2 separate regions of the Homo sapiens genome follow, and region 1 is linked to region 2. A link is an interaction called in ENCODE POLR2A ChIA-PET data of the cell type or tissue named here. Cell type or tissue: IMR-90. All regions are shown on one strand. Each heading gives the region's core, and the rest is flanking DNA. Links, peaks and the distances in the headings are about the cores only. Region 1 overlaps ABCA1 (ATP binding cassette subfamily A member 1). Region 2 overlaps LOC112268038 (a long non-coding RNA gene).

Region 1 (5,384 bases), core at 300-5,299, 330 kb after region 2:
ACAGAAGAAAAGTCCCCAGGGAAGAATACTACAGACTTGGCCTTAGGGACAGCTAGGGGTGCAGATTGCTGCCAACTGCATTTTTTCTGAAGTTGGCCATATGGTTGCAGTGAATGGATTTATAGACAGAGTATTTCTGTGCATATAAGAGCAATTACAGTTGTAAGTTGATATGGATAAGTGAAAGTTAAGCACTTCTTTCTAAAAAGAGAATGCAATTCATTTTCCCCTAATCATTTCAATTAGTCTGATGGGCATTTGAACTTGTTGTCTTTAAAAAGTGAAATCTTTACCTCTGATCTGGTAAGTATCCAGGCAATTTCTTGTGTGCCACCCAGGAGGTATCTGGGGAGTGGGCATTTTCTGACTGAGGCATTGGCTGCCATAGCATCAGAGCAGCCTTCCAGGCAGTGGCCTGGCAAGGGGACAGAGGCTGGTGGGAGCAGCTGGCTGAGTGCAGCCAGTAATGGCATGTGCATGGTCTGTAGAGAATGTAGAAGCAATAATGAAGCCGATAAAAGCTGGTCTGCATTTTATTATTATCATGCGCCGGTGGTTCTAAACAATGTCAGTGATAAATTACTCCTCCCCATCATGGACCAATGGCTGCCACTGCTCCAGGGAAGTGCTTTTTATTCCGTTTGGTGTTTAGGGAGGGATGGAGTTGGCTGGCCTTTGCTGAAAGGCCTACCAGTTTGTTTTCTATTTGGCAAAAGAAGAAATGATAAAGTTCTAGAGTTTAAACCAGACTCAGATTTGAGTTTTTTTTTTTTTTTTTTTTTTTTTTTTTAAGGCTACAGAACTGTGCTTTCCTTGGGCAGTAAAAGAGGCAATGGGCAATGTGGGACCTGATGACAAAGGGAAGCAAAGCTGTCTTAGGGGTGGCATGGAGGAGGTGCTGCTTCACAGCAGAGAGAGGTATGGCTGTGCTTGGAGTGTCCACTTAGACAACTCCTGGCTGTGCAGCCAGGCCATCGAGATGCTGTTTCCTTGACCTGCAGGTCCTGGTCTTGCACATGGATGTTTCTTCTGGTGCAGGAGACAGAAAGGTAGCAACAACCCCTGATCAAAGCCTCAGTCCTTCCTTATTTACTGGAGAGCCCCTGCTGATTGACCAGAGGCACAGCTGGGGATATTTCCTTTACCTCTGTAGCAAGAGACAGCGTGGTGCAGAGGAAAGTGCTAGCATACATTACCCTGTGGCTGCATGACTTTGTGAATAGGTTAGTTAGCACCCTTTCAGCCACTTCTTCTTACCTGTTAATGAGATAAAACATGTAATTGCTTAAAAACAGTATTTGGCACATAGGAAGCACTTAGTGAATATGAATTATGATTTTTTTTGGAGTGGTGACATCTCAACCAAGCCATTTAACCCCTCAGCCTTACTTTCCTCAACTATAAAATAGCAGCTAACTTGAAATGTAAACTATAAAACCTAATGTAGTATCTGGCACATAGTAGATTCCCAATAAATGAGAGCCAGTATTCTTTCTAAGACAGTGATGCATTTCTGAGCACCTGGCCTTGTTCTTCTGCCTTGCAATTTATGCAGCAGTTGAAATAGACTGGCTGATGGGGGTAAGTTGTCAAGCAGACTTTCTGATCTTAGTGGAGGAGACTGCCTTAAAACAACACTAATTTCCTTTTTCTTTTCTTTTCTTTTCTTTTAAGACAGAGCCTCGCTCTGTCACCAGGCTGGAGTGCAGTGGCGCAGTCTTGGCTCACTGCAGCCTCTGCCTCCTGGGTTCAAGCGATTCTCCTGCCTCAGCCTCCTGAGTAGCTGGGACTATAGGCATGCTCCACCATGCCCAACTAATTTTTGTATTTTTAGTAGAGATGAGATTTCACCATGTTGGCCAGGATGGTCTCGATCTCCTAACCTCGTGATCTGCCCGCCTAGGCCTTCCAAAGTGCTGGGATTACAGGCATGAGCCACCATGCCTGGCCTTCTTTGAGAAGCTGGAGACATGAGTTAAGTGGTGAAGAAGCCAAATCTGTATCTAAAAACCCTACAGTAGTGTGCAGAGCTCTGAGGAGAGAAGGTCCCTTAGATTTTGAGTGTATTATTATGTCAGTGCTTGTTTTACATCTCTCTGTTCACGCAGTATGTCCCCTTTTCTGCCTTGCAGCTGTTTCTTAAATTCTTTCTTTCTTTGCTTGTCTTGCAGCACAAAACAGGCTTCAGTATAGGGGGAAATGCACAGAAACACTGCCTTTTCCTACAGGAAATCAGTAACTTTTTACTGATTTTGTTTTTATTTACTTATTTTATTTGTTTAAATTTATTTTTAGTTTTTTTTTTTTTTAGAGACAGGGTCTCTTTCTGTTACCCAGGCTAGAGTGCAGTGGTGCCCTTAGAGCTCACTGAGCTCACTGCAGCCTCGAATTCCTGGGCTCAAGTGATCCTCCTGCCTTAGCCTCCCGAAGGGCTGGGATGACAGGCATGAGCCACTGCACCTGGCCAACTTTTTGCTGATTGCGAATAGCACTCTTGTCAATTTCGGAGAGAAGCTGAGACTGGCATATGTCAGTATGGATCCCCACTTAGAGACCTGTGTTTATCTGCACTGACACCCCATCACAGCATGATGAGCTTGGCCCTCCTGTGCTGTCTCTCCCAGGGCTGGGAGGATCCTTGAAGCTGATCTGGTTTGGAGCTTTGTCCTCATTCACCTCCTTTACCACACACCCACCTTCCCAGGGCGGGGATCTACCACTCACTAAGTAGCCCATTCTGGGTGTTGACAGCTCTAATTGTTAGAAAATATTCACCACCCTGTTATGCTTTCTAGAGAACAAGTCTAATTCTGTTTTCCTTGAAATAGTCGAAGACAGCTCTCATGTTTTTCTTTCCCTGTTTTCCCAAAGTCCATGATTTTTTAGGCAAAATGGCCTCCTTTCCTCTTATGGAATGTTTTTCCTCCCCATTTCTGCCTCTCCTCTGGTTGTGTTTCAGTATGTCTGTGTGCTTCTTGAAGTTTACTGGAAATTATGAAAGTATTCTGGCACAGAGGAGGAAGGGATTTTTGCCTCCCTTGTTCTGAGTGCTACATTTCCGTTAATGCAGTCTGAGATTGTATTAGGCATTTTGGCATTCACGTCACCTTGTTGACTCATATTCCATGTGCACTCAAACAAAATTGTGATTATTTTAAATAGGCAGAATTGCAAGTTACGTGTTCTCCATTTCTTTGTTGTATTGTTGGCTTTTTGAACTAAAGGGAAAAATGTCTTTTTTCTGTTTTACATGTTTAGATTCCCTATGCTATCCTATCCTCCCAAAACCATTTTAGATTCTGATTTTGCCATGTATTATATCTGATACTCCTTTCTCGTCATCTAGAGATGTGATAAACAACTCTCTTTGGCCTCATTCCAGTCATCGATAACTGTGGGACAAAGACTTGAAGCTTGGATCAGTCCAGTGGAGACTAACCACCCCTGTAGACCCTTTTTTCCTCAACTATAAAATAGCAGCTAACTTGAAATGTAAACTATAAAACCTAATGTAGTATCTGGCACATAGTAGATTCCCAATAAATGAGAGCCAGTATTCTTCTAAGACAGTGATGCATTTCTGAGCACCTGGCCTTGTTCTTCTGCCTTGCAATTTATGCAGCAGTTGAAATAGACTGGCTGATGGGGGTAAGTTGTCAAGCAGACTTTCTGATCTTAGTGGAGGAGACTGCCTTAAAACACCACTAATTTCCTTTTTCTTTTCTTTTCTTTCTTTTTTTTTTTTAAGACAGAGCCTCGCTCTGTCACCAGGCTGGAGTGCAGTGGCGCAATCTTGGCTCACTGCAGCCTCTGCCTCCTGGGTTCAAGTGATTCTTGATTCTGTAGACACTACCACTCAGGCCTATATTGTAATCAGTGCTGGGCCACTGGGCTCCTGCTTCTGTGATCCAGTTGGGAAGTTTATCTTGTTCTTCCCTTCAGCTTGCATCTGCTAAATTCGCTGGACTATACACAGGTGATTTGTAGATATGGGGATCTCTACTCAAATACTCTCATGATTTCCTTGGCTAGAGCATCATTTTATTTCCACTTATTGGAAGAGACCTTAGAGACCAGTTAGTTCATTTATAGATAAATTAGTTGATTCTGTCATTCAACCCTTATATATTGAGCGTCTCCTATATGCGAATCACTGTTCTAAGTGCCGAGACACAGAGGTGTCCAAAACAAATATGGCCCCTCTCCATATGGAATTTCTATTCTAGAGAAGAATCTGACCCAGAAGGGGGAAGTGACTGTCCCAAGTCTACACAACCACAGAAGGGATATTCTGGGAATAAATCACGGCTAAACCCCCCTGCTGCTCCAGGCAGTTCTCCTTCTACAGTGCTCTATTGTGCTGTTTTAATAATCTTTCAACTGGGAAGAACTCCCATTTCAGGAATTAAGCCGTGGACAAATCTTTTAATTATCCTTGAAATCATCCTAATAAGAAATCCAAGGAGGAAGTCTTACAGGGTGCCTCACCCACTTTTCTCATCACTGGAACTTTTTAGACATTTTATTATTTTCTTCCTAAACCAGAGTACAGGCACACAAGTTGAGTGGTGTGGTGGCTAAATTAATTAATGTTTGCAAGGCAGTGTGAGAAGCATTCATTCATCTTAAATACCTATGGTGACTGCAACTCAGATGTAAAAATTGGATAAATCCTCAGAAACCCTAGGGAAAGTGACATGTCTGTATTTTGTCTCTGTGAGATACAGACTGGCAGAGATAAGTGTTTCTCTGGGTGAGTTTTGTGTGGTATCTGGGATGATTTTAGGCAGTACGTGGATGAGAACTTTTAATTTTAACCCACATCCAATTGCAATTTCATGGAAATTATTGCTTAGGAGGATGTTCAACAGGAAAAATATAATTAAAGTTAATTCAAAAGAAACATTTTCTGTGAATATGGTAAAACTTGTGAGAGTAGTTTGTAAATGATTGAAGATTGGAAAACATTGGTATAAGAGTGAGTGTGGGGTTTTGTATTAAGATTCATTTTGGGAAGAAATCCATGCTGCATCCCTCATGAAGTGTGAACTTTGGGCATGTGTTGATTCTTTCTGGCCCAGAGTTTACCTGAAGATTAGCTGCCCTGAGGGTCACTGAGCATTAAATTAGATGATGTCTGTGGATGACTGATAGTGAAGCTCATAGCCCACAGTTGACACATAATAAATTCGAGTTGCTTTGCTTCCCCTTCTGTTCCTGGCTGACTGTTTGGCCTTTGCCACTTGTTCGGCCTCTCTGGGCCTTAAGTTTCTTTGCCTTGAAATTGGAACTTTCTTTGGTGAAACAACCAGAAAATGCTTCAGCCCAGAAACTTGGTCAGTACTTGGATGGGGGATCACCTGGGACTACCCAAGGATGTGGGC
Region 2 (5,384 bases), core at 212-5,211:
AGTCAATATATCTTTTAGGTCTCTTTTAATCTATAGATTTCTCTGTATTTGTTGAGGAAACCTGATTCTGTTCAGTAGTTTCCCACAGTCTGGAGTTTTTGCATTCATCCCTGTAGTGGTATTTAACATGTTCCTTCGTTCCTTGCATTTCCTGTTCATTGGTAATTAAAACTAGAGTCTATATCAGACCCAGGTTCAATTTTTTAGCCAGACTACTTCGTAAGTGGTGTTGTGTTCTTCCATCAGGGGCATATAATATCTGGTGGTCTTTCTCCTGCTTGTTTTTCATTCATCCTTTCTCATATTTTCATATCTCACCTTTATGATTCCTGGAAAGGGGGCTGGGAGGTTGGGAGTCTGGCGGAGGGATTGCCAGCCTTTCTGCCTGCTCCTGTCATATTGCGTTGCTCTATTCCCTTGTTATTGGTCTATGCCATCAACATGGCTTTCCATTCCTATGGGGCATGATGGTGCTGCTAATGCCCTTCCCAGAGCTAAGGGGGGAACTGACATGTTGAAAAAACTTTAGAGGTTAACATTTTTTATTGCTTTTCTTCTTCCATGCTAGGGAATGCCAAGTCTGAGCCCTGCTGGCTTGTTATTGGTTCAGATGGCAAACAGCTATCAAGCAGGGAAGGGTCTGCTGGATAGGAAAGTAGCTGATGTACTTCCTTCCTGATCCATGCAGAATGGGAACGTAATTTCCAACTATTATTTGGTGCCCAAACTTCAAATTTAATGCTTCAGGCCTAAAGTCCAAACATAGTTGAACGCCATAAGAATGTTCCAGATTCCCTAGAGTTGGGTCAACATGGGACTGACATATATGAAGGATTTGCCTAACCATATATTGCCCACAGCAATATTGAATCCTTGCTCAAATTCCAGGCTAGTGTGTTGATTAGAAGTCTAGAAAAGAGAAAAAAAATGTCGTCAGTCATTACAGCCAGCCTTTCTACAAAATAATCTTTTTTTTTTTTAAAGATTCAGTAACACAGAGTATTTGTTTCTATTTGACCTCAATTTCTTCATCAACTAATTTTACCTCGTTGAATCCTAAGTGTAGCAGATTCTGTTGATACCTAGCCCTGTATCACTCTGGCCCACCTTTGAGTTCACATGCAGCTTGAGTGGGTCAGCTCCTGGCCACGTGGACAGGTGCCTACCTCATGTGCTTGTGGCTCCCTACTCTTCACCCAGAGGGTTTGCTCCTGTTCTACCAGAAATTATCAGACTGCTCAGGACATTGTGGAGGTACTGGGAACTTAAGATCCCCAGGTGCAACCCTTGACCCCTGAGAAATGAGAGTCAGTGGACACATCCCTCAGCTTCCCCATCCCTTGGCAGGATAATCCTGCGGCATGTCCTCCATGGAGCTTCAGAGGGTTCCCTGTAGGATTTATTGGTATTGGACTTTCCTACTCACTGATGCAACTTTGAACTTTTGTTCCTTTTCAGTCTTCCTTTCTCCACTATTTCACTTAAGTTTCCTGCAATCACTTCCCAAATAAGCCACCTAAACCCAATTTATTGTGTCAGAGCCTGCTTTTGGGACAACACAAACTAGTCAGGAAATAATTTTGTAAGTGACCTCAAAACGCTTTGGAACAAGTGTGTGTAAATAAGTAAATATTGAGCATTATGTGCTGGATACATCCACATGTGAGTCATCTCTAATCCTATGAGTGAGCTATTGATATCTCCACTTTTTTTAGATGAGAAAACTGAAAATATGAGACATGCAAAGAAATTGCCCAAGAACACATAACCCGTAAGAACGAAGATGCAAATCCATAAAGACCAGCAACATTGTCTTGGCTCTTGTTCTCCATTATGTTTTTGGTGGAAGATTTTCTCTAATAGCTGGCAGGTTTCTGTCTTTCATTCTTCCTTTTTTGAATTGTTCTATTTGCTTATCTATATTTTGAATGGGTGAATTTCCTGCCAGTTGAACTTCAAGTTGTAAGTAAAAAGGCCTATCTTGATGTGGTCTCCTAGCAACAATTTATGAAGCACTTTAAAGCAATTATTCTTCTCAAGCACGTTTCCAAATGTTGAAGCATGTTCATTCACTTCGATCATTACAATCTCCAAGAACATTCATTCTGTAGCACACAGTTCTGGTAATTATAAGCTCATCAACAGGTTGCTTAGTGAGCGGAGAGCAAGGACAAACCCCACTCTCCCCAGGAGCTGAGCACTTTGTTTCCAGCCTAGCAAGGCAGGGCAGGGCAGATCCACTCCTGCCCAAATGAGTCTTAGTTGATTTGTGGAGTGGTGAAGGGGGAAGAATATTTAAACCCCAAATAGCTCTCTGTAAAATGTGGAGTCCATGGCAACACACACAGTCCTAGGGAGGATTTGAATATCTAAGGCCTGAGTCTGCCATTCAGTTTTCTGTGCCTCTTCCTCTGGACCCCTCCCTCAGCCCACCCTAGATCTGGAGACTCAACATCAGGCAGAGGCCTCATCTTGCCTCCCATGGGTCCTTAAACATGTAGTTCTGCCCAAATTAGCCATTGGCCCTTCAATTTGTCTTTCTTTCCTTGTCTTTTTCTAAGAATTCTCTTTTATTTTTATCTTCCTTTGAGTGTTTTAGGACACAAGTCTGGAAGGGGATCTGGATTGCTGGCAGTCACCCTGTAGGTTCAGCAAATAGGAATGTCCATTTGGCAAGCTAGAGGGTTGTCCATCTGGGCTATGGTTGTGAAACCATCAGGCCTGACTCCAACTCCACTGGAGAGGAAATTACAATCAGGATGGTGCCTTGGACAAAAATTAAGCACTCCTGGGATGTTTTAGATCTAAGAAAGGGGAAGGTTGACTTTCCTACTAATCCGGGAAGCTGCTTTTTTAAAAAAACTCTTTATTTTGAAACATTTTAATTCACAAAAGAGTTTTTCTATACCTCTCACCTGCTTTCCCTAAGGTTAACATCTTATGTAACTGTAGCACACTTATGAAAATAAAGAATCAGTTGTATTGATAATGTTCTTATGAAGGGAAATTGTACGAATCCCAGGATAGTAAAGGCCAGATGCATGCACACACACACACGCACACACACACACACACACACCAGATAAACATATACAATATACAGACACATACACACCAGAAACACACACAACATGCATACAGATATTCACACAAATACAGATACATACACAACATAATACAGATATACACAACATACAGACACACACACATCAGACACACACAACATACAATACACAGACATACTTAGAACATAATACAGATATACACAACATACAGACACACACACATCAGACACACACAACATACAATACACAGATATACTTAGAACATAATACAGATATACACAAGATATGCATACACGACATACATATACATACAAAATACAGATATACACATGTGCATGCAGCAAGACAAAAATAGACACATGCAACATACATACAAGCACAAAGTATATACAGATATACATGCAACATACATACATACAGAGATATATGAACACATACAACATATGTACAGAGATACATAGCATACATGCTCTTAAAATTATGGCTCATACTTTATATACTGAGAGTGCTTCTTGGTGGAATTTGAGCTGGTTGATGGAGGCAGAAAAGTGCTGAGACAGAACTAAGGAACAATGGTGATGAAGCAGTCAGGGCATGGGGTCAAGAATGACTCTCTCTACCTGGAAATTGTTATTTCTTTGTGGAAATGGGGCTGCCATCTACCATAGTAATAGTTTGGGTTGCAAAATCTGACCCACCAAACACGTCAAGGAAGACTTGTTCAGATAAACTTTAGATATAAACTGTTCTGCCCCATTTACCCAGTCAGGGTAGGGTAGGTACAGCCAGCCCAAATTTCCTGGGTCCCCATGCAGGAACAGGAGCAGAAAGGAGAGATGTTTCATCCTGAGACTTGGCTAAAATGACATAAGCATTTATTATCTCTTGTAGTTTCTGTAGGTCAAGAATTTGGGAGCAGCTTAGCTGGATGGTTCTCGCTCAAGGTGACTCAGGAAATTCAGTCAAAATGTTGGCCAGGACTACAGTCATAGGAAGATCTGACTGGAGCCAGGCAATTTGCTTCCAACACAGCTCACATACATGAATGGCAAGTTGATGCAGCCTGTTGGCAGGTCGGGGCTCAGTTCCTTACCACATGGGTCTTTCTGTAGGGATCCTGGGTGTTCTTCTTGGCATGGTGGCTGACTCCCCCAGAGCGAATGATCTAAGAGAGCAACGCAGAAGCCTCAATGTCTTTTATGACCTAGCTTTGGAAGCCACACTTTGTCGTTTCTGCAGTGTCCTATTAGCTAACAGGTCAGCCCTATTTAGTGTGGGAAGGGACTATCCAAGAGTGTGAATATCAGGGGGCCATCTTGGAAGCTAACTACCACGTGATCTTTTTTTTCTGATGATTTCATTCCAATTTAATAAAGCACTTTTAGACTAAACCTCAAGGTATAGTCAAATATAGTCAAACTTGGTTTCAAAACCAAGTTGGTGAAGTTGGTGAAAGCTAAAGTTAGGTCTCCTAGATAAGATGATATTTGAGTTGGGAACTGAAGGAAATATAAGAGTTATGGAGAGAGTGGTGAGAGATGAGGTTAGAGAGGTGTGTATGTGTGTGTGTGTGTGTGTGTGTGTGTGTGTGTGCACCTGCGCGCCTTGTAGGCCATTGTAAGGACTTGGGTATTTTATTCTTTCCATAATTTGAGGAGCCTTGCAGGTAATATATCCCTGAGTGCTTTTGTCTTCTTCTTCCTCCTTTCCCTCTTATGTGTGGAGTTCAGATGACATGTGGGATTTTGGTGAGTTGTGAAGGAAGGAGGCCAGGACATTTGAAACAGAAATGGAAAATTTGTTTGATAGAAGTCACTGTCGGCCGGGCCTAGTGGCTCATGTCTGTAATTCCCAGCACTTTGGGAGGCTGAGGCGGGTGGATCACTTTAGGTCAGGAGTTGGAGACCAGCCTGGCCAGCATGGTGAAACCCCATCTCTACTAAAAATACAAAAAAATTAGCCGGGCATGGTGGCACATGCCTGTAGTCCCAGCTATCTGAGAGGCTGAGCCAGGAGAATGGCTTGAACCCAGAAGGTGGAGGTTGCAGTGAGCCAAGATCATGCCACTGCACTCCAGCCTAGGCGATAGAGCAAGACTCTGTCCCCTCTCCAAAAAAAAAATAGAAGTCACTGTTTTGCCATGAACAAACTGTGCGTGTGTGGTTGTGTGTGTGACAGAGAGAGAGACAGAGAGAGAGAAACGGAGACAAATATAAAGGGATTCAAGAGAGCAATATGGATTGGTAAAGCCTGTAACAATATCCTTTTCTTTTTAAAAGTTATTTTAACAAATTTGTACTTTAAAATTTTCCTGATTAT

What was found. Peaks named below come from ENCODE experiments on the same cell type or tissue, not always from the same donor. Only the 100,000 strongest peaks of a DNase experiment are listed, where the experiment ranks them.
Region 1: POLR2A ChIA-PET joins it to region 2 with 5 read pairs; 2 of 35 experiments call an interaction of 5 or more read pairs at or near these places.

What each region holds. Positions count from the first base shown.
Region 1 is chr9:104,877,435-104,882,818 of GRCh38, reverse strand. The region is part of intron 5 of ABCA1 (ATP binding cassette subfamily A member 1); the gene reads left to right. Among named protein-coding and RNA genes, the nearest start is that of ABCA1, 48 kb to the left of the region's middle. In IMR-90, for the core only: no CTCF peak of the experiment used is centred there; a DNase peak (open chromatin) is centred at 3,068; H3K27ac peaks cover 474 bases.
Region 2 is chr9:105,203,268-105,208,651 of GRCh38, reverse strand. The region is part of intron 2 of LOC112268038 (a long non-coding RNA gene); the gene reads left to right. Among named protein-coding and RNA genes, the nearest start is that of SLC44A1, 39 kb to the left of the region's middle. In IMR-90, for the core only: no CTCF peak of the experiment used is centred there; a DNase peak (open chromatin) is centred at 2,661; H3K27ac peaks cover 462 bases.